3 separate regions of the Homo sapiens genome follow, and regions 1 and 3 are each linked to region 2. Evidence: read pairs that join two places in POLR2A ChIA-PET (ENCODE). Cell type or tissue: PC-9. All regions are shown on one strand. Region 1 has its middle 31 kb from the start of UBTD2. Region 2 overlaps FBXW11 (F-box and WD repeat domain containing 11). Region 3 overlaps STK10 (serine/threonine kinase 10).

What was found. ChIA-PET counts read pairs that join two places held together with the same protein. Peaks named below come from ENCODE experiments on the same cell type or tissue, not always from the same donor. Only the 100,000 strongest peaks of a DNase experiment are listed, where the experiment ranks them.
Region 1: POLR2A ChIA-PET joins it to region 2 with 11 read pairs; 2 of 35 experiments call an interaction of 5 or more read pairs at or near these places.
Region 3: POLR2A ChIA-PET joins it to region 2 with 11 read pairs; 2 of 35 experiments call an interaction of 5 or more read pairs at or near these places.

What each region holds. Positions count from the first base shown.
Region 1 is chr5:172,310,519-172,318,518 of GRCh38, forward strand. No RefSeq gene overlaps it. Among named protein-coding and RNA genes, the nearest start is that of UBTD2, 31 kb to the left of the region's middle. RefSeq lists enhancers at 5,202-5,291, 5,322-5,411. In PC-9, no CTCF peak of the experiment used is centred here; DNase peaks (open chromatin) are centred at 4,433 and 4,923; H3K4me3 peaks cover 1,267 bases; H3K27ac peaks cover 2,799 bases.
Region 2 is chr5:171,951,339-171,959,338 of GRCh38, forward strand. FBXW11 (F-box and WD repeat domain containing 11) reads right to left here. Exons shown (of 14, transcript NM_001378974.1): 2 at 6,259-6,360. Among named protein-coding and RNA genes, the nearest start is that of FBXW11, 51 kb to the right of the region's middle. In PC-9, no CTCF peak of the experiment used is centred here; DNase peaks (open chromatin) are centred at 3,243 and 3,603; H3K27ac peaks cover 3,164 bases.
Region 3 is chr5:172,127,409-172,135,408 of GRCh38, forward strand. It overlaps STK10 (serine/threonine kinase 10), which reads right to left. Exons shown (of 19, transcript NM_005990.4): 3 at 1-13. Among named protein-coding and RNA genes, the nearest start is that of STK10, 57 kb to the right of the region's middle. In PC-9, no CTCF peak of the experiment used is centred here; a DNase peak (open chromatin) is centred at 6,156.

The DNA of each region.
Region 1 (8,000 bases), 360 kb after region 2:
AATTTTAATGTAGCACTTGATATTTATTTGACTGTCTTAAAATATCTTGCCGTAGATTGCTTATTTGTTGCAAGAGAAAAAAATAGTAACTGTAGAGAAGAAAAAAATTGACAACACCTTGACCAAATGATCAAAATTAACATCACCAAAGTGGGGCAGATGGACACCTTGTGCCTTCGAATGGGATACCCTGAGAGTGATGGAGCACCACGTGTACGATGTTCAGACTGGGGATGCATAGCCTGAATGGAATCATGAGGAAATAACAGTCAAATGCAAATGGAGGGACATTCTGTAATAAACATGAGGGCTCTATTTTTAAAAAGGTCAATGTCATTAAAGTTAAAGAACAGCTGAGAAACTGTTTCAGATTACAGGAGATTAAAGAGACACAATTCAATAAAGGACATGATTGGGTCAATTGATAGAACTGGAATATAAATGGTAGGTTAGATAAATATATTGTATTGGTGTGAAATTTCCTGAAGTTAACAACCGCTCTGTGATTATATAATAAAAGAGAATGTTCTTATTCTTAGGCAAAACATGCTGATGTATTTAGGGGAAGAAATGCGTGATATATGCAACTTATTCTCAAATGTTTCCTCCCCAAAATTTACATACAAGAGAACCAGTGGAGCTGGGCTGGGTGGCTCACACCTCTAATCCCAGCACTTTGGGAGGCCAAGGGCGGGGGGTGGCAGGGGGATCACTTGAGCCAGGAGTTTGAGACAAGCCTGGTTAACATGGTGAAACCCCATTTCTACTAAAAATACACATACACAAAATTAGCTGGGCGTGGTGGCGCGCACCTGTAGTTTTAGCTACTAGGGAGGCTGAGGCAGGGGAATCGCTTGAACCTGGGAGGCAGAGGTTGCAGTGAGCCAAGATCTCGCCACTGCACTCTAGCCTGGGTGACAGAGTGAGACTGTGTCTCAAAAAAAATTGAAAAAAAAAAAAGAGAGAGAGAGAACCAATGGGATAAAATGTTAACAATAATTGCAAACAATATGTTGAAATTCAAACAAATTTTTTGAAATTATTTCCAAATAATTTATGCTACCGCATGTGTCTTCAGGTCAGCTGAGGCTAATTAATCAGTTGGCTTTCACTCCAGCAGAGGGTTGCGTCCAGGCCCACCTCAGGTGTCTCTCATCTTCCTTGGACCACTGGGCTAGGCAGAATATGGTCCTCTCATGATTAAGGCACTAGTACAAGAAAGGAGGCACAGCCAACTGCAGAAACACAGGTGGGGCCCACTGCTGCGTCACATCTGGCAACATCCCACTGACCAAAGCAAGTCACATGGTCAAGCCCAAAGTCAGAGTGGGGAAGTACATTCTGTCTTTAAAAGCAAACCAAAACAAATTGATTTAACAGCATTTCCGATGAATAATATAACCACATTGAAGGAAAGAAAAGAACAAATCCGTATGAGGACACTATATATTTGTCCTTGGTTTTGGTCAGGGTTGGGGTTGGGAAGCAAATTGCAAACAAACCCTGACTTCTGTTTTATTAGATTTGATTTTTGTACTGAAATGGGCAAAACAACACAAAAATTATCTTTGGTATATTATAGGATTGAGCAAATGAGTAGATTTGATAGTAGACATTGATATTATTGGAGGCCAGGGTTCTCACTGCGGAGGAAGGGAGATGTAAGGATGGGGGAAGGCCAGGAAGTACTTGGTGGGAGAGAGCGCAAAGTCCCAGGCAAGAGGTGTGGACACATGGAGGGGTGAAAAACTGGGACCAATAATAAATAGTTCAACCTACCACAGGTGGCCAATGTGAATACATGGTAATACATGGTAGCTATTTAGAAAAATATTTGTTAAATTACAGCAAGCCAGGAATCTAAGTTAGTAGGGATGAAAATATTGCTTTTGGCTCTGAAAGGGCAATGTCTCAGCTAACAAGTAGCAAAGAGAGAGGCTGATTCCCCCAGCCTGCCTAATTATTGAGGCATCATCTCTACTTACTGAAAAACCACGGCAAGGAGGCTGTCCAAGTTCAAGTGCCTGATTTGATCTTTCCATGGGAGGAGCAAGCTCAGGGAGATGACAAAGAACAGATAGATGCATATGATGGAATTCCACATTGTTCATTTATGCTGGGGAAATTAACCACCCACTCAGTCCTGGTCACAGGGTCTCCCTTCTGATGTGGCAGGTGGGACCTTTCAAGACACCCAAGTATGGTTTTTTTTTTTTTTTTTTTTTTGAGGTGGAGTCTTGCTCTGTCACCCAGGCTGGAGTGCAATGGTGTGATCTCGGTTCGCTGCAACCTCCACCTCCCAGGTTCAAGTGATTCTCCTGCCTCAGCCTCCTGAGTACCTGGGATTACAGGCGCCCACCACCACGCCCGGCTAATTTTTGTATTTTTAGTAGAGACAGGGTTTCGCCATGTTGGCCAGGCTGGTCTCAAACTCCTGACCTCAAGTGATCAGCCAGCCTCGGCCTCTCAAAGTGCTGGGATTACAGGCGTGACCCACCGCGCCTGGCCCCAGCTATAGTTTAGACGGTTGCTGGTTAAGCAAATAATTCGAGCAGATGGAATTGGATCTTCCTAAGGAATGTTCCTATTATCTTGTGACTTTTCTTTCTCTAGTCTACAAATAAGAAGATAAACTTTTCTCTGGATAACTGGAAAGAATCCTAGAAATCAGAGTATTGTGCCCTTTGAAAAATATTGAAGAAACTCTACAAAGTCTTGCTCTTCAACACAGTTTTTTGGACTCCATACAGAACACTCTGCATTATGACCAGACAATGGACTTATTGCCACGGTGGAATAAAGGTTAGATTTTAATCTGTGTAGTTTGTGCCTGCCCAGTATTCGTTCATTCTTCCTCCAGTAGTGAAGGCCAGAATTCCCTCTGAAGAGCCAGTTCCTCCCATCTATGACTCTTAGTCCATCTGATTCTGGTGGAGCCCACTTCTTCCCCACTCCAGCGTGGTCCCAAGTCTCAGACTCAAGCCAATCAGTGCATCCCAAACCCAGGATTGCTCTAGGATGGTCATGTGATTCAACTAAGCTAAGAAGAGGCAGATCCAGGACTTTAAAAAACAAACAATAAACTCCTGAAACAACTCCCCAAATAACCAATAAATTGTTAATTTGTTTTTTTTTTTTTTTTTTTGAGACGGAGTCTCACTCTGTTGCCTAGACTGGAGTGCAGTGGCACGATCTTGGCTCACTCCAACCTCTGTTTCTCGGGTCCAAGCAATTCTCCTGCCTCAGCCTCCCGAGTAGCTGGGATTACAGGCACCTGCCACCACACCCAGCTAATTTTTGTATTTTTAGTAGAGACAGGGTTTCACCATGTTGGCCAGGCTGGCCTTAAACTCCTGACCTTAAGTGATCCACCTGCCTTGGCCTCCAAAGTGCTGGGATTACAGGTATGAGCCACCATGCCCTGCCAACCAATTGTTTAGAAGAGCCTTTTCTTCTGCCCATGAATTTTGGAGGAAGTAAACTTGCAGCTGCTTGGAGTCCCTAAAAGGGAAAAAATTGGGGCTGCTCTCCAGTTGGCGAGAGCCTACCCAAGCGGGACACTAACATAGAGGAAAATACAGCTGAGAAAGAGGAAGAATCCAACCCCTGAGAAATAATCTGAGCCAAATTCAGCAATGCTTGAATCTACCCCGTGGAATTTTCAGTTTCGTAAGTCAGTAGTTTTAAATTTTATTTCCTGTAAGTCTCAGTTGAGTTTCTCTCACTTGAGGGTAGGAAAGGTTTTATTTGTCTTTGTCTCCCAAGTACTCAGTGTTAACTCATAAAGAAGCATCCTTGTGTGCCATATTAAAAGACTTAGGGCTGGGCGAGGTGGCTCACTCCTGTAATCCCAGCACTGGAGGCTGAGGCAGGCGAATCACTTGAGGTCAGGAGTTTGAGACCAGGCTGTCCAACATGGTGAAACCTTGTCTCTATTAAACATACAAAAATTAGCTGGGTGTGGTGTCAGGTGCCTGTAATCCCTTTTACTCGGAAGGCTTAGACGAGAGAATCGCTTGAACCCCGGGAGGCAGAGGTTGCGGTGAACCAAGATCGCGCTACTGCACTCCAGCCTGGGGGACAGAGTGAGATGCCATCTCAAAAAAAAAAAAAAAAAAAAAAGGCTTAGGCTTGATCCCCGGCAAGTGAGGAGTAACTGAGGAGCTGTAAGCAGCAAAGCTATATGAAGCGTTTCATGCATTGGAGCTATGGGTGGGTAGACCTTTCAAAAGCAAGCAGTGGCGTGAACCTGGGAAGCGGAGCTTGCAGTGAGCTGAGATCGCGTCACTGCACTCCAGCCTGGGCGACAGAGCGAGACTCCGTCTCAGAAAAAAAAAAAAAAAAAGCCAAGCAGTGGCAGACATGAAATCTTTACCTCATAGCCCCACCCAGCTGAAATTACACACCCTCTGACAACAGGAGGCCAGGGACCAAACTGAGTTGTACACTCCCTGTATAGGTATGTAAGAGATAGGGCTTCTGTTCTCCCCATTCCTCCCTCTCACCATACCTGGACTGCTTTTGGAAGGAAACTTCTAGGGGTCCATGAGGCAGGCCTGCACACATTCCAAGCAGGCAGTAAAGCGCATTTCATTCTGCATGGTGTCATCAGGCATTCGTTAAAGGAATATATGACCTGTGGGTGATTAAAATCTAATGAAAACAGGCATTCTCAGAATGACTTCCAGAATCCAGGCAAGAGAGCACTGTTAAATGTCTGGAAATTATTGTACAGTTAAAGCACCCACACTCCCTTCTCTCCCAGACAACCCTGGGTCAGAATTGATCTTCCCTGTCTTTGTTCTTCTACTGTGCTCATAATCTCTCAAGTGCAACACGGATCGTGATATTGTCAGAGGTGTGTGAACCAGAACAACTCTGTCTTGAATAGGAGCTGAGTAAAGTGAGGCTAAGACCTGCTGGGCTTCATTCCCAGACTGTTAAGGCATCCTGAGTCACAGGATGAGATAGGAGGTCAGCACAAACACAGATCATAAAGACCTTGCTGATAAAACAGGTTGCAGTGAAGAAGCCGGCAAAAACCCACCAAAACCAAGAAGGCCACGAGAGTGATCTCTGGTCATCCTCACTACTACACTCCCATCAGCATCATGACAGTATACAAATGCCATGGCAATGTCAGGGAGTTACCCTATATGGTCTAAAAATGGGAGGCATGAATAATCCACTCCTTGTTTAGCATATCATCAGGGAATAGCCATAAAAATGGGCAAACAGCAGCCCTCAGGGCTGCTCTGTCTATAGAGTAGCCATTCGTTCATTCCTTTACTTTCCTAATAAACTTGCTTTCACTCTACTCTGTGGACTTTCCCTGAATTCTTTCTTGCGTGAGATCCGAGAACCCTCTCTTGGGGACCGAGACCCCTCTCTTGGGGACCGAGACCCCTTTCCGGTAACAGCATGACTGTAAAGTGGAGTTGCTTTGTCTATATTCCCTTCTAGAGGTGAACCTTGAGGTCAGGGACAGTCTTACTCATCTTTATGGTCCCCTGCACACCCCCACAATGCCCTTAATACCCAGTTGTTCAATGGACTTGGTGAAATTTGTAATCTCTAAATAGGCCTTGTGAAACCAAACTACATATGGCCTGAGAAGGATTCTGTACGTCTTTATTTGAGTCTTTGTGGACAAACTGCAACCTAACTTAGTAAGTAGACAAGATTGAAAACCTAACTTAGGAGTATGCGCCTGTAACAATAGCTGAGTCCTGGCCAATCCCAGTGGCCATCCTTCAACCACTCATACACTGCTGAGTGTTCAAACTGTGTTCAAATAAGGCAAACGCCAACCTGTAACCAATCCGGCTGTTTCTGTACCTCACTTCTGATTTCTGTATGTCGCTTCCCTTTTTTTGTCTATAAATTTGTTCTGACCATGAGGCATCCCTGGAGTCTCTCTGAATCTACTGTGATTCTGGGGCTGCCTGATTGGTGAATTGTTTTTTGCTCAATTAAACTCTCTTAAATTTAATTCAGCTCAAGTTTTTCCTTTAACAGCCTGACTTTATTTTGTTATATATATATATTTTGAGGTGGAGTTTTGCTTTAGTTGCCCAGGCTGGAGTGCAATGGCGCCATCTCGGCTCACCGCAACCTCCGCCTCCCGAGTTCACGCGATTCTCCAGCCTCAGCCTCCTGAGCAGCTGGGATTACAGGCATACGCCACCATGCCTGGCTGATTTAGTATTTTTAGTAGAGATGGGGTTTCTCCATGTTGGTCAGGCTGGTCTCAAACTCCCAACCTCAGGTGATCTGCCCACCTCGGCCTCCCAAAGAGTTGGGATTATAGGCACAAGCCACGGTGCCCGGCAACAGCCTGGTTAAAAAAAAAAAAAATTGGGCCGGGCATGGTGGCTCACGCCTGTAATCCCAGCACTTTGGGAGGCTGAGGCGGGAGGACCACGAGGTCAGGAGATGGAGACCATCCTGGATAACACGGTGAAACCCCGTCTCTACTAAAAATACAAAAAAAATAGCCGGGCGTGGTGGCAGGCGCCTGTAGTCCCAGCTACTAGGGAGGCTGAGGGAGGAGAATGGCGTGAACCCGGGAGGCGGAGTTTGCAGTAAGCCGAGATCGCGCCACTGCACTCTAGCCTGGGTGACAGAGTGAGACTCCGTCTCAAAAAAAAAAAAAAAAAAAAAAAAAATTGAAAATAAACATGCTCCCTGAATCCATATGTTTATTAAGACTCTTTTGTGGCCAGTGACAGAAACTTAACCCAGTCACTTAAGAAAATCGCTGGTTCATTGATTCACCTTCAGGCACAGCTGGATGCAGAGTTTCAAACAGTGTCACCTACACTCTATTTTTGTTCTGCTTTCCTTTGTATTAGGCTTTGTTCTCCTGCAAGCTCTGCGCTTGAGATGACCAATATGGTTACTAGCATCTGTAGGCTAAATTCAGCCAGCTTGGCAAGTACAGTAGAAAAGAGCTCCCCAAGGTTGGGCGCGGTGGCTCACAGCTGTAATCCCAGCACTTTGGGAGGCGGAGTGGGAGAGAGGTGGTGGATCACCTGAGGTCAGGAGTTCGAGACCAGTCTGGCCAACATGGTGAAACCCCGTCTCTACTAAAAATACAAAAAATTAACCGGTCGTGATGTCTCGCGCCTGTAATCCCAGCTACTTGGGAGGCTGAGGCAGAAGAATCGGGTGAACCCAGGAGGCAGAGGTTGCAGTGAGCAGAGATCGTGCATTGCACTCCAGCCTGGGCAATAAGAGTGAAACTCCGTCTCAAAAAAAAAAAAGAGCTCCTCTTCCTCAGAATCTCCAGCAAAGGTCTAAGGATCAAGTCTCATTGGTTTGGCTTGGGTCATCTGTCCATGACTGAGCCACGTGTTGTAGCCAGGAGACTGGGCTGTACTGGTTGGCGAGGTCTGGTTCACATGCCCATTCTTGGACCAAGGAGTGAGGCTAGCCCCATCTAAATCACATGGATTGAGAGTAGAGGGAAAAGAGGTTCCTCAAAGGAAAATGAGGGCAATACTACCTGAAGAAAGGAAAATAGATTACGGGTGGCTAAAATCACAAATGTCCACCATATATAAGTATTTGATAATTCATGTGTGTGTCTGTGTATATGTATGCAGACATGTAATTAATATATGTAAGCAAAAGCTAATTATATACAAACGAATTTTATTAAAATTATGTCAATAACAGTGATAATGATAGGCTACTATCAACTGAAGTTTACTTCAGTGCTAGCACTTTCTAGCTACTTTACATCTATTAACTCATGTAATCCTTATACTACCCCATGAGGCAGGTGCTACTATGTCTTCACGTTAAGGGCAAAAATTTAGATCTGCCGAAACTCAAATTGGTTACCATATTACATTGTCTCACATTTAGAAAACATAAATCAGAAGTGTACTAGGGACTGGGCGTGGTGGCTCACAACTGTAATCCCAGCACTTTGTGAGGCCGAGGCGGGCAGATCACCTAAGGTCAGGAGTTCGAGACCAGCTTGGCCAACGTGG
Region 2 (8,000 bases):
CAGCCTGGGCAATATATCAAGACCCTGTCTGTACAAAAAACTGAAAAATTATCTGGGCGTGGTGGCACATGCCTGTGGTCCCAGCTACTCAGGAGGCTGAAGTGCGAGGGATCACTTGAGCTTGGGAGGTCAAGGTTGCAGTGAGCCATGATCCTACCACTGCACTCCAGCCTGGGCAACAGAGCAAGACCCAATCTCAAAAAAAGAGAGAGAGAAAAAAAGTGGCTATTTTTTTTTGAAAATAAAAAAATGCTAAAGCCCTGTGATGTAGCCTCCCGAGTAGCTGAGATTACAGGTGCATGCCACCATACCTGGCTAATTTTTGTATTTTTAGTAGAGACGGGGTTTCACCATGTTGGTGACCTCAGGTGATCCATTTGCCTGGGCCTCCCAAAGTGCTGGGATTACAGGTGTGAACCATCATGCCTGGCCTTTATTTTTAATTTCTTGAAGCTTGTTTAAAAATTTTTTAATGCTAGCATGAAACAGTGGTTTGTAAAACTTTGAGGCATTTTAGGTTTGCTTTTAAAATGCCCCAAGAAAAACAAAATTGAAGAAAAGTTGAACTAAGATTAGCATAATTTTGAAAACTGTTCAAGATTAAGTTGAATAATTCTCTTATTTTTGTGTGTTTAGCTATTTCTATAAGGAGAAAGTTTTTAAAATGAAATCTTCCTAAGAGCCCCATTAAGTAGAATAGATAAATCCAGAGCCATTCTAAGTGAGATCGAAGTAGGAGGCACACTGTGCTAGCCCCTCCTTTATCCCTCTAGTGACTCCAAAGTCAAGCTGGGGTTCCACAGGGCATTAAAAATACCACTGTTAAAATCAGCAGCAGCAGAATAACACTGCACAATTTGATGGATTCCTCCCTACCGAACAGACAGGAGGAAGTAAGGCCCTAAAATAGCAACAAATGTTCTCTCTGGGTGGTAGATGCTCACGCTACCAATGGACGTTTTCTTCTTTTTCAAAGTCTATTTCGTAAATTTTCTTATAAAGAGGAAAGATGTGGTTTTTTTTAACCATATATACATACACATATATGTGTGTGTATATGTGTGTGTGTGTTGTGTGTACATACATATATATATATATATATATATATATTTTTTTTTTTTTTTTTTTTTTTGAGACGGAGTCTCCCTCTGTCACCCAGGCTGGAGTGCAGTGGTACAATCTCGGCTCACTGCAGCCGCCACCTCCTGGGTTCAAGCAATTCTCCTGCCTCAGCCTCCCAAGTAGCTAGGATTACAGGCGCCCATCATCATGCCCAGCTACTTTTTGTATTTTTAGTAGAGACAGGGTTTCACCATGTTGGCCAGGCTGGTCTTGACCTGACCTCAAGTGATCCGCCCACCTCGGCCTCCCAAATTGCTGGGATTACTGGCGTGAGCCACCGCGCCCAGCCTATTTATATATTTTTTAGAGCAAACCCGTGGCCTGCAGGCCCCCAGGACGGCTTTGAATGAGGCCCAACACAAATTCGTAAACTTTCTTAAAATATTATGAGATTTTTTTTCTTTCGCAATTTTTTTTTTTAGCTCATCAGCTATCGTTAGTGTTAGTGTAATTTTATGTGTAGTCCAAGACAATTCTTCTTCCAATGTGGTCCAGGGAAGACAAAAGATTGGACACCCCTGTTTTAGAGACAAGGTTCTTGCTCTGTCACCCAGGCTGGAGTGCAGTGGTGTGATCATAGCTCACTGTAACCTCCAACTCCTGGGCTCAAGGGATTCCCCAACCTCAGCTCCCAGAGTAGCTAGGACTACAGGCACATGCCACCATGTCCACCTAATTTTTTATTTTGTTTTGTAGAGACAAAATACAAAAATAAAATGTTTGTAGGGCCTTGCTATGTTGCGAAGGCTGGTCTCAAACTCCTGCCCTCAAGCAATCCTCCCACCTGGGCCTCACAAAGCACTGGAATTATAGGGGTAAGCGACCATGCTCAGCCAAAAATGTAGGTTTTAGTGTCTATAAAATACTACAGATTCTACCACTGAGCAACCCAAAACGTTCACATTATCAGACCCAGAGTGCTATAGGATAATTAAGATAATCAACAAGAAATGACAAATCCCTAATGCTTATTAGAAAACAGACAAGAGGCAATGAATTCAAACAGCCATGTCTGACCTTAGACAGACCGACCCTGAACAAAAACAGCCTTATCATATGCATGGTCTTTTAGCTAATCCTTACCTAGCCCTGGAATCTAAGACTGAAATTCCTTCTTACATGGAGAACCAGGAGCAAGTAAATTTAAAAAATGGATTTCATACCCCCCAAGAGTAAGAATCAGTAAGAGGTGGCAATTATCTTTCTCTACCTCATAAAAACCCTTTATGATTTTTAAAGATGAGGAAACAGGGGTTCGGGAAAATAAAGTAACTTGCCCAGTATCACAAAGTCATTAAGTAGTAGGAACAGGACTAGAATAGAGGTTTGTCTGCACCAAAGCCAGGGTTCTTTCTACCAAGCTATCTCCCTCCTCTAAAAAATATTCTCTTATATCAAAAGCTATGATAAGTTCTGTGGCATTCTCAGACCACTGTGGCTCACTACACCTATTAAAAGTAAAAAAAGAAACAAGAAAGGCAGCTGTCAAGAAGTTGTGCTACTTACTGCCCAGCACTATATGCACTAGAGCTTGGAAGGAGGCACTCAAACTCAATTCACGTGATCCTCACTGTCATTCCAAGCAATCAGTCCTACCCCAGCAAAAGGCTTATCACTAACACTCTCCCCCAGCTGAGGCTGCAAATGACATTCCCAAGACAACTTGCCAGTCTATTACATCATGCTGCTGTGTTGGCTTTAAATTTTTAACTCCAAAAATTAAGGGGAATTTGTTTCAACCTAAAAATGGCAGTTGCAAGTTAAAATGGCAGTTGTCACTACAGACTGGTGACTAGAGCACTGGCTTTGCAGTCATCCAGATTATGTTCCTAACCCAGTTCTGCCACTTAAATAAATGTGTAACCTTAGGCAGGTCAATTCACCTCTATAATTTCATATACAAAAATGGCAAGGTAGATAACTTTTCCATAAAAGATCAAATGAGATAATCCAATTCCTAGAGTCCAACACATAGAAAGAACGTGGAAAATAAATGATACATACTATTATTAACATTGGTATGATTCTCATGCCACAGGAATCTGGGCAAATCAATAATCCACATGGTCTGAATTCCTGATTATTTGCTATAACAATCAACTGGTTGAATCAGGACATCTGAGGCAAATGAAACACTGACTCAGTTCAGCTTGGTTGAGAGATAACCAATAGAGGCCCTGGCACATACCAATTGCTCAGTAAATATTTATGGAATTAAGTTTGCAGAAAGTCCACTCAGGAACCTCACTAGCTGTAAGATTCAGGAGGGCTCATTTTGGCAAAAAGAATGGCAACTTTTTTTTTCTACAGAATTTGGCAGGTTTTTCTTTTCTTATTTTCAAATAATATTAATAACTAAACAAACCATATACCAGGTGTCAATAGTGAGGTTTCTACAAATAAAACCAACATGGAAAACTACAAAAGCAGCATTCCAGAGTAGAGGAAAGAAAACCAGTTTGGGAATCAGGCAAGTGTGTGATTCATATGCCAGTAACTTTACAGTTATGTAAACATTATCTTGGGCCAAATAGTCACGTCAGACTCAGTTTCCATATCAGAAAATTGGAGATAAGAACACCTACTTCACAGGGTTGTCATAAAGCTAATATATGTGAAGCACCATGTAACAGTTGGTAATGAGTGATTTTTAAGTCTCTGATACCTGTTTTCCCTTCTAGACGATGGTAGAAACTTCCGGAATGGGTAAATTATGCCTAAGGGCAACTACTATCTTCCCTCCGGCTTTTTCGAAAGGTAAACTAAAATTCAGCCATATAGACAGGTCAATGGGCTCAAGTTGCAATTATCAGTGGGTCCACTCTGACAATTTTAAGGGGGACTCTTTCATGGAACTTCAGAGACCAGGAAAGAACCAGGCTCTGTTCTCTCCAGGTAGCCTAACTATTCCTTCCCTTCTCAGGCCTGCTCTAATATGAGGTTGCTAAAAGGTGTGCAAAGGAAGAGTCATCTTTGCAATAAACCAAAGATGCAGCATATAAGCAACAGGCCTTCTTTGAGAGCCCAAACCCAAATTAAGGCACGAAATTTTAGCACTGTTTGGAGACTGGAGGTAAAGGGGAGAAATGTTGGCATTAAAATAATACTTAAATGAGTACAGAGGAAGGAAGTCTTCCAGGCTCATTAATATTAATACATGTTTACTTTCCATTCACATGTGGGACAAAACAGAGTAATGATTTGCTAATGCCAATGAGCTGAGTACTTAGTTCATTTTACTATGCTGCATACCCTCAATTATATACTAGCAAAAATTAAACCTAAGTAAACAGAATACTCTACACGTCTCTAAAGACAATATTGCTCCACTCACTGAAATAAGACCCAATCAAGGCAAAAAAAAAAAAATCTTTTTTTCCTTCTTAAGTGAATTTCACTAAGAAAGATGAGTCAAGGAACTTTTAACAAATTTGGATTTCCATTTTCAACAAGGTAGGAACCCGTGTACCTCCTCCCACTCACCCCACCTCCAGAGAACTCACAATACTGTTACTAAAATATATTGAATGATGCCTTCCATTGGCCAATTACTTTTAACTGAATGCAATAAAAAGAATCCGCACTTCAAGACCTCACTAACAACTACAATTTTTCCCCCTCTTAAATTTCCAGTTCTGGAAAAAACTCGGTCAGCCCACTAAAAAGCAACTGTAACATTCCTTTTAATCCAGAAAAATAGAGACAAAAATACACCTATTATAATACACCTATTATACACCTATTATAATAACGCAAATATCCATTATACAGCATCAAGGAGAGCACATGCAATAATGGCTGCCATTCCAAGAACATTTTTGTTAAAAGTTACATCGCATGCACAGAAGCTGCTTTTCCAAAAGTAAACATATATTCATTACACTGAGCCTCACTGAAGCATCCTGTTCTTGTAAGGTGAGACTTGTAACCCACCTTTATATACAGAATCTAAAGACAACTGGGCCTTATATTGAACTCGCTCTCCAGTTAACTGTGTTAGTGAGGTTCCAGTACAGTTCCCCAAAGAAAGCAATTTGAATCAATAACCACACCAGTGCTACTCTGAATGTTTGCCAATAAGTAAATAAAATGCCTGACTCCAATATGAAGAACATTTTCCTCCTTCCTGGCTCCCCAGCTCCATTTAAAAATTGTAAACATGAATAGAAAGATAAACTTGAGAACAGCAAAGTCACCCATGCCATCAATAATATCCCTCTAACTCAGTGCCTAATTTTGCAGTTTTCCTCAAACAGGACAGTCTCAACCAGATGCCAGGAATTTAATATGGCTTTTCAAAGATATATCAAACTGTCTGGAATATGCAGTGATGAAAACTGAATATTGCTACTGAAACCATATTTAATTAAACACATGCTTGCTCAGAGCTTCAGAAATAAAGCTACAATGTTTTCTTCCTTGGCTCTCTTAGAAGCCACCCCAACAAGAGAGGGTCACCAGCTGCACTCCTGCTAACAGTTCTATCCTGAGCAACCCTTTCCCATCCACCCCCAAAAAGTTTTACTTTTATCTGTGGAATTCTCTGCCGGCCTCGGCCTGGAAAACTGGGTGGACCCTGAGGACAGGTGTCAGATCTGGCCTTTGGGAGGTGGCCCAAACTGACAAATTATTGGCAGCATAAAGCTATGATCTTTATAAACTTCAGTTTGAGGCTTTATGCCAGTAGTGATTCCCTCCCCGCTCCTTTTTTGAAGAGGGGAGAGAAAGCAAGCCAAAAGGATGAGTTTCAAAATAGAAAAAAATCACCACTTTAATTATGAAACCCTCCCAACTCAACAAAGAACTGTTAAAGGTAGCCAAATGGAAAATGTCAGGAGTTTTTTTTGGCACATGCGCAACTATTAAACATGAGAATTACAACCTCAAGGTGAGGGGAAAAGAGTAAAAAGCAGGAGCAGAAAAGGGGAGGACAGGGCCCAGCCAAAGACCCGTTTGCTCAAAAGGGCCCCTCTTGGTACTAACTCCTCCATGTGGGGCACCCAGGCTGGAGGAAAGCAGAGGGTTACACAGAACATTTAGCAGACTTAACATTGGATTAAACACACTACTGCAAGTTTCAACAAATGTTCATGGCATACGTAAAAACACATTTACAACAAGAAAGAAGAGAGGCACCTGGAGACATCTGACACTGGGCATGCTCTGCAGGCAACTCAGTGCGCACATGCTCTCTACCAGGTTGGCGCAGCCTAGCCACAAAGACCTTGGCACAGAACACTGCAGGATGACAAAAAGGAAGGAAGAGAAGAAGCAGTTAGAGGCCGCAACAAATCACTCCTTCACACAGGCAACTTGAATGTTAGTTGGGGCAGGGGGTGCACCCTTGGCAGTTTGGAGGTTAGGGATGGTCCCAGACAGCTCACTGAAACCTTGGGGGAGGGCCCACTTGATGTTCTATGGAAAGGAGGTTTCTGCTGCCAACCACTAATTTCTCAGGGTACAGTGAATAGAATCAAGAGGGACAGAGAGAATGTTTAAACAAAAACCCACCAAAGGGAACTGTGAAAGTTTGAGTGCAAAACAAGATTAGTGGTGAGATTGTCGACTACAATTTCATCAGTGCCACAGTTTCTCGTCTATGTCACATAACCATAATTGTCATCGTTGTTTAAGAACCTACAAAACCACAAAAAGTGCTATTTGCCCAGCACTTTACATTTGTTCTCTAATCCTCATATCATTGTAAGGAAACCGAGGCTCAAAGGTTAAGTGATTCGCGCAAGGACACACAACAAAGGAGGGGAGAGCCAGAATTTCAAACTTTGGTTTGTCTGCTACCAAAACCCACATTCTTTCCACAAGACTATGATGCTGCTATTGTGAAAACTTATATCACCCCAACTTTTATCATGTGAGTAAAGTTTTGCACCTCCCTAAGGTAAAATCACAGGAGACCTAAAGAATAAGGCAAAAAGAACAAGAAAGATGGGTGACAGACTGATAGATAAAGGCAATAAAAGAGGTGATTTAAAATGCATGATTTTCAGTGTCATCACATCTCCACCTTCCCAAAGGAAAAACATTGGAACGTCATGATTTTCATTTTAGACTTTGTTTACAAAGTCCGTCTGACATGACTAAGAATTAAAAAGCTTATTTAATTTACCTCTTCGATCCTCTTTTAAAAGCTTGCTGATTTTAAAGGAATTAAGAAAAAAAGTAAAATATAAAATGAACATATGTACTACGGCTACTACTTAATAACCATTAGACCATACTGTAAAGTTAATAACCATTAGACCATACTGTTCAATCATTCAGATATAAAGTCAATTAATTTACTATGGCAAAATCAATACTCATGTAACAAAAATTAAAGGTGAGTGTTTGGGTTCAACCAAAACATCCCAGAAGTCTTGGACCCAAGCTCATAAACTTGTTTGTTCTAGCTATAATTAGAATAGCCAAACACCCTCATTTGCCTGAGATAGTCCTGGATGACACTTATTGTCCCCTCATAACTTTCACTCTCAAAAGTGTTCTGGTTTAGTGGATAAATTCTATTATCACCCAACTGCAATACAAACAAAGATAGCTTTGCTTGAAATCAGAGAGACCTGGGTTCCTATCTAGTATCTGTCACTTACTAGTTACAGTTCACCTATGATACACGGAATATTGAGATTACTTAGAAAAGGCATTTAAAGAATACAAAATCAGAGGAACCAAATGGAATAAAAAAATTGAGCAGCTTTCTGGTAGCAATGAAAATGACACACTTCCAAGGTGTGCCTTTATTCCAAAGCCAATACAGTGGCAATATATCATTGAAACTCCAGGTACACAAATTTTGTTGCCTCAACACTTTGCAGAGTACCAACCACAGAAGGTGCTGAATAAAATAATGAAATAAAATA
Region 3 (8,000 bases), 180 kb after region 2:
ACTCAATCATGATCTGCAGAAAACACAGGGCAAAGTGACAATGAGTGGGGCTGCCCAGCCGTCGAGACGGGAACCCCACAGGCCCATTGGGCAGGGTCCACCCATGCCCAATGCCTGGGTGCCCCTGCTCTCCAGCCCTTCCTCCTCCTGCCTTGGGAGCCCGTCCCCCTCCCCCAGTGGGCCTCAAACCTCACTGGAGGCTCTGACACCCAGAGGAGCTTCTTGGCTGCTTCATTTTCTGAAGAAGGAAAACTAAGTTGCTACGAAGACCTGAAGCTTCAGCAAACAGCCTCTTCAGCCAAGCCCACACCCTCCCTCCTCGCTCCCGCCTATGCGCCTGGTGCCCACCTGCCAGCTGCCCTGTTTCCTATGCTCCACAGCCAAGAACCTCAGGATGCCTTCCCCCGGCCAAGCTGGCCAAGTCCTCTCAGAATCCCAGCACCTGTCTCAGGCTCTCTCCATCTTCCAGAACCCTGGACCTTGCTGGCTCAGAACATCAGGGCCTTGAAGATCAGCTCAGATGGAGAAACTGAGGCCAAAAAAGGGGATGTAACTGACCAAGGCCACAGAGATTGTTCCTGGACTGGAAGCAGAGCTCCAAACCCTCAGGTCATTCATTCATTCATCATACACCTACTCCACACTGACAGGCTGCAGGCCCCGGGAGAACAACCAGGTCTAGGCCCTCAAGGGGCTCCCAGCCTAGTGGAGGGGCAGAAAGGACGATTACAGTAGAAAGGTCCTTCCTGACCTCGTGATCCACCCGCTGCACTCCAGCCTGGGCAATAGAGCAATAGAGGGAGACTCCGTCTCAAAAAAAAAAAAAAAAAAAAAAAAGAAAGGTTCTTCCAGCCCTGGTTCACTCCCATTCTCACTCTTTCTGGCCCACTCCGGGCTCTTTGCATAGATGCTTTTTCTTTTCTTTCTTCTTTCCTTTTTTTTTTTTTTTTTAGACAGACTCTCGCTCTTGTCACCCAGGCTAGCGTGCAATGGCACAATCTTGGCTCCATCTCTGGGGTTCAAGTGATTCTCCTGCCTCAGCCTCCTGAGTAGCTGGGATTAAAGGCACCTGCCACCACACCTGGCTAATGTTTGTGTTTTTAGTAGAGATGGGGTTTCACCATGTTGGCCAGGCTGGTCTCAAACATCTGACCTCAGGTGATCCACCCGCCCTGGCCTCCCAAAGTGCTGGGATTACAGGCGTGAGCCACCCTGCCTGACCTCTTTTTTCTTAAAGTAGGGCTACAGGTGGTTGAGGAAGAGGGATGGCGTCACAAACTTCAGGACAGGCAGAATCACCTCTTAGCTTCCAGCTCCTGGCCCCTGCTTGTTGTGAAGTTCCTTCAACCCAGCTCAGCAGAGGCCCTGGAGAGTGGGGCAGTCAAGAAGACCCACGCTGTCTCTAAACAGGAAAGAAACTCTCAACCATGGTCTAGCTGGACCAGAGACAGCTCTCCAGCCAGAGGAGGGTGGAGCAGCCTCAGGAATTTGATGAAGCCTCCAGTTTGTGGCTTACCTTCCAGGAGCCTCCTGGCAATGTAAATATGACCCTGAGGTCATGTGGGTCCTATGAGGATGTGGTGATGCGTGGCTTTGGAGCCAGTCACGGCTGGGCTCATGGCCCAGGTCCACCGCTCACTAGTGTGGCCTTGGACAGGTCACTTCCGTCCTCTGAGACTGTGTCCTCAGCTGTAAAATGGGGCTGCTGATGCTGTTGCTCTGAACTGGGACCCCATGGCTGGGCTACACTAGGGGTATAAGCCGGGCTGGGATGCACGAAACCACAGCAGATAAAACAGGGGACTTTAACGTGGGCCAGGGATACTAGAGATACTAGGTTCCAGGGGTAGCAACCATTCCAGGCCCTGCCAGGCTTGCCACTTGCCTTGGAGGGCTGTGTGCCACGGCAGAGAGCTGTGGAAGGCGGCACGGCCCACTTCCACACCACTCCCTGCTGAGGAGGAAGGAGGCCTTCTGGGTCACTCTGGTCCTGCCTGGTCATCAACAACGGGCCTGACCTCAGCTTCCCCAAGACTTCTCTCTAACACTACAGTGACCTGTCACCCTTGAATAAAAGTCATCAGAAATGGATCCATGCATGCTGATCCCGAACGCCAAGGAAGAGGTACTTCCTCCATCCACTTGTTCATTCATTCATTCGTCCATTCATTTGTTCCCTCTTACCCAACCACCACCTAACCAGCTTGTTCCCAGTGGCAAGGGAACAGACAGAGGTGACTTGGAAACAGGCAATGACCTTTTGAAGCACAGCATATCATTCTGCCTTGTAGTAATTCTCAGCTCCACGAAAGAGGAAGAAAAATTCTACTAACTGCTAGAAAAAAAACAAGCCACAAGAGGTGATGATGGAAAAGAAGCAAAACTCAGTGACCATGCAAGGCCACTTACTAGCTGGGCGACCTGTGAGATGGGGATGATACACCCTAACCCTCATGGGAATGATAAGCTCATCCAGGCCTTGACACGTGCCTGGCCCCAGGTCGGGACTCAGTTATGTGAGCTGTCACTATGATTCTTTCCTTGAGTTCATGGGTCTGTTTTTCTCATTTATTTTTGTTTGGGTTTTTTGAGGCTCTGTGAAAGCCATCCTCTCCCCTCTCACCCAGAAATGTTCCTGTGCCATTCTATTGAATCCTTCCACATCCTGAAGTTCCATCACCAAACCCTGGCTGGGAACCCCTGGTTAGCCTCCCTAACACCTACCATCTGTATGGCCTTGGACAACCGCCAATCCTCTCCGTAAAATGGGCTAATATTACGTGGCTCTAGGATTTACTGTAAGGAACAGATGAGGTGGTACTTATAAAGACCTAGTCCTAGGCTGGGGGCAGTGACTCACTCTTGTAATCCCAGCATATTGGGAAGATGAGGCAGGCAGATCACCTGAGGTCAGGAGTTCGAGACCAGCCTGGCCAAAATGGCAAAACCCCGTCTCCACTAAAAATACAAAAAGTAGCCAGGTGTGGTGGCGGGCACCTGTAATCCCAGCTACTTGGGAGGCGGAGGCAGGAGAATCACTTGAACCCAGGAGGCGGAGGCTGCAGTGAGCGGAGATCACACCACAGCATTCCAGTCTGGGTGACAGAGCAAGACTCTGTCTCCAAAAAAAAAAAAAACCGAAAAACCCAGTCCTAATACACCGTGGATATGTAACAAGGTCAGACACTTCCCGCTTCTCCAACAAGGTGCCAACACAGAGGAAAAGATTGTAAACCTGGGGTCGAGTCCTGGTGTGCCACTTAATTGACTACATGACCCTGGATAAGTCAATCTCCCTGAGCCTCCATTTCCCCATCTGTAAAATGGCCTAATCATCTCTTGCCTCCAACTTCATTGAGAAAGTTAAATGAGATTCCTTACATGAAAGAACAGCACAAAAGCCACACAGTTAATATGTGTTTGTTAAATCTCTACCAAATGAAATCACCAGTAAGTTTCATGCTTAGATCACGTCACTTAGGATTCCTACAAAAATATGCCTTCCTCTCAGTCTGATTCCTAGGGAAAACAAAACAAAACAAAGAAATGTCTTCCCAGAACTACAATTTCTTTATGTATTTATTTATTTTTGAGAACTAAAAGTTATGGACATGCCATCAGCTGTTTTTTTTTTTTTTTTTTTTTGACAGAGTCTCACTCTGTTGCCCAGGCTGGAGTGCAGTGGCGCGATCTTGGCTCACTGCAAGCTCCGCCTCCCAGGTTCACGCCATTCTCCTGCCTCAGCCTCCCGAGTAGCTGGGACTACAGGCGCCCGCCACCACATCCGGCTAATTTTTTGTATTTTTTGGTAGAGGCAGGGTTTCACCGTGTTAGCCAGGATGGTCTCGATCTCCTGACCTCGCGATCTGCCTGCCTCAGCCTCCCAAAGTGCTGGGATTACAGGCGTGAGCCCCCGCGCCTGGCCTGTCATCAGCTATTCTTAAGAGTCAGTATGAGAAGTGACCAAACCCAGGCAGTTCCTGCATCTTTCAGTGAAACTGTCCCTTACACAACACTCTTATACAACGTCCCTGTGCCCTCTCCAGAGGTCAGCACCAGGAAAGCTCGTGCATTCTGACAACCTGGCTTGCTTCCTCTTCTTTAGTTCAAGAGCTCCACAACCCCTTGAGCTTCCCTTTTATTTATTTATTTTTTTGCCTTGGCTGCTGGGAAGCTCTGGGTTAAGTTCCTCAGCTTTGGTTTGACTCCCAGGCCTTACTTGCTTTTTTTAGTATCTGGGTCTTAACATTTTTACCTTCAGCTTATCAGTGGCAGGAGGGCTACAGGGGATTGGTATTATAAACTTGTCAGGGCTTTTTGCAGAAATACATGGGGTTTAATTAATAAAACAATAGTCTCAACAGTAACAGATAAAATAATAGTTGAATGTATCTCCCAAAAGGCATGTGTTGGAAACTTAATCCCCAATGTAACAGTGTTGGGAGGTGGGACCAACAGTAATGGGAGGTGTTTAGACCATGAGGGCTCCACCCTCATGAATGAATTAGTGCTGATTATAAAAGGGCTAGAGGCTGTGAGTTCAGTTGCTGGCTCTCTCCTGCATGCCCTCTTGCTCTTTCCACCTTCCACGATGGCAAGAAGGCCCTCGCCAGATGCAGGGCCCTCAACCTTGGACTTCCCAGCCTCCAGAGCCATGAGCTAGATAAATTTCTATTGTTTACAAATTACCCAGTGTCAGGTATTCTGTTATAGCAGCATAAAATGCACTGAGACGATGGTAATAAATATGAATAAAATAATAATCTCAATGCTTTAGGAAATTACTACATATGCATGCTTAGAAAAAAGACTGGAAGCACAAAACCCATAGGAGGATTACAGGTAGTTTGTACTTTTATGTATTATATTCAATAAATATGTATTATCAAATTGTATATTAGAAATAAACATGACTTTTAAATTTTTAATTTTTTTAATTTTTTTAATTCAACCTAGGGGCTTTAGTTTTTTTTTAATGGAAAGAACTGGCCTAGAATAACCTACTGCTACAGATACAGCTATTCTTCTGATTGGGATGGGGAATCCGTGCCCACCCGTGATGAAGGTCCCAGTGGTCCAGTCCCCTGCTTCCTGGATAAAGGGAGGCTCCTCAGGATCGGAAAGCTAAAGGCCTCTAAGCCCTGATCAAGTCCAAAGTGAAACCGCCCCAGTGCTAAAAGGACGGATTCCCTGAACCTGTCAAGGGCATAAGCAGCCTATATTTGCAGGTGGCTCACGGTTTTCCTAGGACCTGAAGAACTGAGATTTGTGGTCAGTTTAATGCATTGATCATTATAAACTGAGTGTCTACCAGGGGCCCTACTTTGCTAGGCAACAGTAGGGGACACAAAAGTAGTATGTGATCAACAAACACTATCTGAGCTCCTAGTGCGTGGCAAGCCTGGGGACTGAGGACCCAGGGAGAATCAAACAGGTCCCTGCCCCAAAATCACCAGCTGAGGGAGATATAGAAATGAGTGGTGCAGGCACACGGTGACTATGTAACCCAGAAGCCTGTGGACACGGTCATTAACCTGCCTTAGAGCTATCCCAGAGGAAGCAGATATCCAGGCTGAGTTTTGAAGGGTGAATTTACCACGTGGGGAAGGGTAAAGGCACTCCTGGCAGAACACAGAAGCAGAGGTGGGGCAGCAGGGAAAAGCGTGGAAGCGGGTAATGGCGGAGCATTCCATGGGGTTCCAAAGGATGGGAATCCAGCAGGCTGGAGGTCAATTAGAACTAGAACTTGAACATCTCAAAGTATGAACCTAATCTGGAGAGCTGTGTGTGCGTGTGTGCGTGTGTGTCTGGGGAGATACACCAAAGGGTTTAAGCAAGAGGTGTTGTAGACAGGCTTTTGCTTTGGAAAGATCCCTCTAGATGCATTATTAAGGAAAAAACAGTGGGTTGGGGACAAACAGCGAAGAGGCCATTTCATGAGTCCTGATGTCCTGGGCACCATGGCTACCTCCCCCTCCACATACACCATGTCTTCCTTCCCCTTTGTGAAATAGCCATGAGAACTGGGTAGGACTTACTCATCCCCTGCAAGGGAGGGGTAGAAGCAGGGTGCTAAGCCAGTCAGGAAAATTTTCTGCCTCGTGCCCTGACTCAGGGCTGGTGTCATCAGAGCTAAGCTGGTGAGTTGTGCTTGATGGTGTGGAATGCCACGTCGTCTCACTCTGGAGCTAATTAGGAAGCACACAACTCTGATGGTTGCAGGAAACCATGTTGCAACCACGAGAGAAGTGGGTGTGAAGACAAAGCTAATACACAGAGGAAGACAGAGAGAATCACAGGAAAACGGAGAACAAGCCTGCTCCCTACTGACTTTTTAGGCAGAATATGCAAACGAATTAATTTCTGCGCTGTTTAGTAGGTTAGTTTAAGGTTTGCTGTCACTTGTTACCAAAAGTACCTGATCCCACGCTTGGCAGGAGATGATGAGTAACCACACTCTCCAGGTGGCAGACTCCAGGTTGTACCAGCTGAAAATGCTACACCAACGGCTCTCCAACTTGAACGTTCAGCAGAGTGCTTGTTAAAACAGATCACTGGGTCCCACTCCAGAGCTTCTGATTCAGTGGGTCTGAAGCAAGGTCCAAGAATCTGGTTTCCAACAAGTGCTCAGATGCTGCTGCTGTTGCTGGACCCCTGGTCACACTTTGAGAACTACTGCTCAATGGGAATTTATAAGAGCAAGAGGCCTGGACCCTGGGACCACATCTGTCCTCCCCTTAACAAAAGGCACTGTAAGATGTTGGTAGAGAAACTTGGGGGCAAACTGGCAGAAGTACTGCCTCTTTTATGCTCCTTGTTATCCTAAATTTCATCACCAGTGTTCCTTTTTATCTTGCCTCAAACCAAAGAGTGAGGGGCTTTGGTAGGATGTATGATCATCCTCATCAGCCTTTACCAAGAGATGGTTTGAGAAGCCCTGAGTATTCACACAGAAGCTTTGGGGATCTTCATTATTAAAGACCGTACTGCAGTCTGTTTCAATGAGTTTTTTAAAAAAATATTTCCATATCCTCCCATCTTTAAATAAAAATTTTGAGGACCTCTAAATATGTGTCAAAGGGTATATGGGGGTTAGTAAAAGACCAGATGGACAAAAATGACACCAAAAGCACAAGCAACCAAAGAAAAAATAGATACCCTGGACTTCATCAACATTGAACATATTTGTGCATCAAAGGACAGTATCAAGAAAGTAAAGGCTGGGTACAATGGCTCACGCCTGTAATCTCAGCATTCTGGGAGGCTGAGATGGGAGGATCACTTGAGCCCAGGAGTTTGAGACCAGCCTGGGCAACATAGGGAGACCTCATATTTACAAAAAAAAAAAAAAGGAAAAAAATTTTCATTAGCGGGGTATGGTGGCACACACCTGTGGTCCCAGATACTTGGGGGGCTGAGGTGGAAGGATCATTTGAGCTTGGGAGGTCGAGAATGCAGCGTGCAATAATTGTGACACTGCACGCCAGCCTGGGAGAAAGAACAAGACTTTATCTCAAAAAAAAAAAGAAAAAGAAAAAGTAACCCACAAATGGAAAATATTTGCAAATCATATATCTGATAAAGGACTAGTATCCAGAATACATAAAGAACTCATAGCACTCAAAAATAAAAGAGCAAATAACCCAATCTTAAAATAGGCAAAAGATTTGAATAGATGTTTTTCCAAAGAAGATGTACAAATGGCCACTAAGCATATGAAAAGATGCTCAACATTACTAGTCATTAGGGCAACACTAATCAAAACCAAAATGAGATACCACTTCACACATGCTAGAATGCTCAGAATTAAAAACATGAACAAGGCTGGGCACGGTGGCTCACGTCTGTGATCCCAGCACTTTGGGAGGCTGAGGTGGGTGGATCACCTGAGGTCAGGAGTTTGAGACAGCCTGGCCGACATAGTGAAACCCTGTCTCTAATAAAAATACAAAAGTTAGCCAGGTGTGGTGGCACACGCCTGTAGTCCCAGTTACTTAGGA